Linked DNA regions of Homo sapiens: region 2 is linked to region 1. The links are chromatin contacts, found by Hi-C in ENCODE. All regions are on one chromosome and are shown on one strand. The core of a region is the stretch at or near the end of the contact, and the rest is flanking DNA. Distances in the headings are between cores, read along the strand shown.

What was found. Hi-C counts contacts between places; a loop is a spot of excess contacts on that map. Pooled maps may share reads with other maps.
Region 2: a loop to region 1 is called in a map of PC-9, with 7 times the contacts of the local background. The contact joins the enhancer-like site here to the promoter of IL17RD in region 1. A Hi-C loop is called at or near these places in 1 of 168 maps with a recorded cell type or tissue (PC-9), 1 of 37 single-sample maps with no recorded cell type and 12 of 50 pooled maps.

Annotation. Positions count from the first base shown.
Region 1 is chr3:57,164,033-57,166,732 of GRCh38, forward strand. It overlaps IL17RD (interleukin 17 receptor D), which reads right to left and starts at 1,321. Exons shown (of 13, transcript NM_017563.5): 1 at 1,129-1,321. The coding sequence starts at 1,254. RefSeq lists silencers at 1,100-1,439, 1,460-1,509.
Region 2 is chr3:56,703,475-56,706,174 of GRCh38, forward strand. No RefSeq gene overlaps it. Among named protein-coding and RNA genes, the nearest start is that of TASOR, 22 kb to the left of the region's middle. Within about 2 kb of position 1,402, at least 2 of the 41 ENCODE cell types and tissues checked have a DNase peak (open chromatin) inside an H3K27ac peak, as active enhancers do.

The sequences.
Region 1 (2,700 bases), core at 71-2,570:
TCAACGTTCGCCTAAGCAAACCACTCCATACCTATCCCTCAGCCCAGCAATACTAAGGAAATTCTCATTTCATCCCATTTTTCATATGAAGAAATTGAGGCTCATGGCTCCCCAGGAGCAGAGCCAAGGTCATGTCCCTGCTGCCTGAGTGCAAAGCCTACGTTTTCTCCACAAGCTTAAGGCCGTGAGTGCCCTGACGCCGGGCCCACCCGGGCCTCGGTGGGAGACTCGGGGCAGACGGACATCATCTCCAGGTTCTGGGGCCGCCCAAGGCCAGAAGCCCAGGTAGGGAGCAGGGAAGCTGAGAGGGGAATGGCAATCACCCGCGCCCATCGCCCAGACAGTGTCAAAGGAGCGCTCGGTTCCACGAAGACGGCTCAATGCACACGGCGAAAGTCTGGGCACCTCTCCAGTCTCGTCTCAGGCACCTCACCCAGATGACACCCACGCGGCCCTTTGGCGGAAAAATATCCGCAACTCGAAGCAGGGAAGGAGGATATCAGCCGCGAGACCTTCACAAGACGAAGGGCTGAACCGGGAGGCGAAGTTTCTCAGGAGGTCCCGGAGTCAGAGGAGGGGTAGGAGTGGGGTGACGGCCCCAGGCGAGGAGGAACAAAGCTACTAGAAGAGCGGGGCGCATCCCTCCCCGGTGCTCCAAGTCCCCTCTCCGGCCGCCCGGGCCTTAGCAGGGTTGTGGACTGAAAGTCCGGGAGAATACCCCCTTCCCTCTCCAAAGCGCAACCCGGTCCGGGTGGCTCGGGGGATCCCAGCCCGGGACACGCAGCCCTGGGACGAAGGAGGTCCCGGGCCAAGAACAAAGGGTGGGGCGCCCGGCCCAGCCCCGCCGCCCCTCACGCCCGCCCTCTGAATGGGACCCCGGCCGGCGGCCGCACCTCATTAGCAACACAAAGCCGGGGTCGGGCAGCCGCTTTCATCTCGGCCAGGGCCGGAGGACACGCGTCCGGGGAGGGAAACCAGGAGGATGCGCGGGAGGAGTGAGACCCAGGCCGGCCGCGGACCCCGCGAAGAGCAGACAGGTTGGCGCGGGCTCGCCTCCCCGCGAGCACCTGTGCGCGCTGCGTCCCCCGCGAGTTGGCGACGGCAAGAAACCCGCCGCCCTCGCCTTACCCTCCAGCCACAGGTGTCGGCGCCCCGCGCGCGGCCGGACCCGCCAGCGGCCACAGCCAGCTGCGAGCCGTTGAGGCAGGCGTTGACCGTAAAGAAGACGGAGCAGAGCTGCAGCCACGGGGCCATGGCCGTGCGCTCGCCCAGCCAGGCCGTTCTCTGCGCCCCGGCCGCCCGCCGCTGGCCAGCCCCGAGTGGGCGGTGGCCGCGGCGGCCGCGGCGGCAGCGAAGGGGACCGCACTGGGCATGCGTTGCCAGCCCGGGCCCCGCCCCCACCCTCAGTCCTCGTGTGCTGGCCCCGCCCCCACAGCCTGGCCCTCCAGTTGTGGCCCTGCCCCCGTAGACCACGCCCCTCTGGTCACGCCCCCCAAGCCCCCACTGAGACTCTGGCAGCCGCAGTTTCTTCCCCCTCACTTAGTAGATCTTTTTTTAATCCAAAGGATTTGTCCAAGTGATGCTCACTCTATGCAAAACCTGAGGAAAACACAAAGAATGTAATAATAATAATTTTAATAATAATTTAATAAACACCTGCTATGTGCCAGACCCCTTTCTGTATACGCCCAACCACACAAGGAAGTGTATTATTGTTATCCCAGTTTTAGGCGCAGAAAAGTTAGGGGAACGTGACAGAGAAATCCTGGCTCCACATTTACTAGTAGGACTTTGGACAAAAGGCTTGCTGTCTCCACAATACTTCCTCACCACAACCCCCCGTCCCCCTCACCCTCCTGGAAGCTAGAATAAGTATCCTAGTCTGGGGAGAGTTCTGTTGGTTGAAACATAACAAGTGCTCCATAAAGGCTACAATCTATCATTAACTGACTCTCATAAGGTCACACAGCTGTTACCTGCCAGACCTGAGATCCAATCCAGACCTGACTAAAAACAATACTCTCAGCTACTACACTTGTCAAACATAACCTCATGAAGTGGATATTATTTCTGTTTGGAAGAGGAAACTGAGGCTCAGAGAAGTGGAGTAGCCCAAGCTATCCAGAGTTTCACCGCACTCTTCCCAGCGCTTTGCCTTTTATCTGAGCACCTAAACTCTCCCACTTTGTCCCTCTCCACTACCCCCTTCCTCAAGAATACCACCTCCTCTTCCTAAGGGCTTTTTCTACTTCTGACTTTGTCCCCGTGTCCGATACATTTCTCCAGCCTGGATCCAAAGTTATCTTCCAAAAACACAAATCAGACTACTGACTTATCCCAATTAAAACTCTAGGCTGAGTGCAGTGGCCAATCCTAGAGGATCGCTTGAGTTCAGGAGTTAGAGGTAACAGTGAGCTATGATCCTGCCAACCGCACTGAAGCCTGAGTGACACAGTAAGACCCTGTCTCTAAAAACAAACAAACAAACAAACAAACAAACAAACCTACCACCACCACCACCAACAAAAAAAAACAGTAAAATTATGTGTTCTGTGTTTGGAGGAGGATTAATAAAAATAAAATCAATAAATAAAACTGTTCTATGGTGGCTCTTATGCAAAGGCCATTTAGAATAAAATCCATACTGGCTTTCTCTTCCACTCTGTCTTTACCACCTGGCTCCTGCTGCACAGAACTCCC
Region 2 (2,700 bases), core at 152-2,651, 460 kb before region 1:
ATATGGTGAACCCCCATCTCTACTAAAAAATAAAAAAAATTAGCTGGGCGGGGTGGCAGGCACCTGTAGTCCCAGCTACTCGGGAGGCTGAGGCAGGAGAATTGCTGGAACCAGTGAGGTGGAGGTTGCAGTGAGCAGAGATCGCCGCACTGTACTCCAGCCTGGGCAACAGAGCAAGACTCCATGTTGAGAAAAAAAATGGCACCTAGGCCAGCCACCTGCAGTGGCTCACACCTGCAATCTTGGCGCTTTGGGAGGCCAAAGGGGGAGAATCCTTTGAGGTCAGGAGTTGAAGACCAACCTGGGCAACAAAGCAAGACCCCACCTCTACAAAAAAATTAAAAACTAGCTGGGCATGGAGGTGCATGCCTGTAGTTCTAGCTACTCGGGAGGCTGAGGCAGGAGGATTGCTTGAGCCCAGGAGTTCAAGGCTAGAGTGAGCTATGATCACGTCACTGTACCACACACTGTATAATAGGGCAAGACAGTGTCTCAAAACAAAATAATAATGATTGCACCTACATCTTAAGAGGTTGTTGCACAGATTAAGCGTAATGTAAAATGACTGGAACACTGTTAGGTGTGGTTTTTGTTGTTGTTGTTGTTGTTTTGTTTTTTTGTTTTTGTTTTTTTTTGAGATGGAGTCTCGCTCTGTCGCCTAGGCTGGAGTGCAGTGGTGTGATCTCGGCTCACTGCAAGCTCCGCCTTCTCGGTTCATGCCATTCTCCTGCCTCAGCCTCCCGAGTAGCTGGGACTACAGGCACCCGCCACCACACCTGGCTAATTTTTTGTATTTTTAGTAGAGATGGGGTTTCATCGTGTTAGCCAGGATGTTCTCGATCTCCTGACCTCGTGATCCGCCCACCTCGGCCTCCCAAAGTGCTGGGATTACAGCTGTGAGCCACCGCGCCCAGTCACTGTTAGCTGTTTTTTAAAAAAATTGTAAAATACATATAACAGAAAATTTACCATCTCAACCTTTTTTTTTTTTTTTTTTTTTTTTTTTTCAGATGGAGTCTCACTCTGTCGCCCAGGCTCCTAGGCTGGAGTGCAGTGGTGCAGTCTAGGCTCACTGCAACCTCTGCCTCCCGGGTTCAAGTGATTCTCTGGCTGGCTAATTTTTGTATTTTTTACAGAGGCATGTTCACCATGTTGGCCAGGCTGGTCTCAAACTCCTGAGCTCAGGTGATATGTCCACCTTGGCCTCCCAAAGTGCTGGAATTACAGGCGTGAGGCACTGCACCTGGCCTCAACCATTTTAAGTGTACAGTCTACATAAGCAGAATATATATGGGAGAAAAAAGCATACAGTCCAATAGTGTTAAGCATATTCACACTGTTGTACAAATAATCTCCTATCCCCTTTTCATATTGCAAAACTGAAACTCTATACCAATTAAAGAACAGCTCGCCATTTCCCTCTCCCCGCAGTACTTGCTAACCATCACTCTACTTCCTGTCTTTATAAATTTGACTACTCTAAGTACCTCATAGAAATGGAATCATATAGTATTTGTCTTTTTGTGATTGGCTTGTTTCACTTAGCATAACATCCTCAAGGTTCATCTATGTTTTATCATATGTCAGGATTTCTTTTTAAGGCCGAATAATATTCCATTGTATGTACACAGAGCTGTTACATTTTAAAACAGAAATTTAAAAAATGACTTTGAGACTCCTGCTTCCAATTATACTGATCCCCCCATAAACAACTAGAAAACTGGCCAAAATACTCTAAACAACTATATTCAGAAATCAGACAATAGGCAGTGTGGATTGTAATCCCTAAAAGAAAGGAAACAAAAAGGTAAACCCTAAAACCACACCGGAATTTTGTCTGAAGGCAATTTCCAGGTTGTGGATGCGGGGAGGGGAATGCAAGTGAAGCTGAGCAATCTCTCCGAGATTTGGGGAGCAGAAGGTAACTGAAAGTTGCCAGGCAAAATTCTAGAGAATTGGAAGCTTTGTAGAAAAAGAGTTTCAGAAGACCGCATAGGAAGTCCCCTTGACTATGCATGTGTGGAGTAAAACCTTCATGAGGCTGAGAAAATAAAGACTTGGAATTGTAAACTGAATTACACTCAGTGTTCAAACTGAGTGGGGAGAAGTGAGAACTTCAATTAGCCAAGGTCCTGAATAACCAATGGAAAGTCTTCAATAATTAACTGAGCCATGTGACAAATATTCAGGGGGATCATGCTTAGACGGAATAATCCTGGAGTAAAGGCTAATCTATATCTGCCATAGCAAAAATTAAAATAGGCCTTAAAAGTATCAAACTGGGCTGGGTGTGGTGGCTCACGCCTGTAATCCCAGCACTTTGGGAGGCCGAGGCAGGCGGATTACCTGAGGTTAGGAGTTCAAGACCAGCCTGACCAACATGGTGAAACCCTGTCTCTACTAAAAATACAAAAATTAGCTGGGTGTAGTGGCACATGCCAGTAATCCCAGTTATTCGGGAGGCTGAGGCAGGAGAATTGCTTGAGCCCGGGAGACAGAAGTTGCAGTGAGCCAAGATCGTGCCACTGCACTCCAGCCTGGCTGACAGAGTGAGACTCTGCCTCAAAAAAAAAAAAAAAAAAAAAAGAAGGTATCAAAATAATCTATAATTAGCTTACCTGCCTGCCATAACAAAGCCTGATCTTCTCTTCCTCTCTTCTCTTCTCTTCCTTTGTTTCCAGCTATGATTGCACCACTGGA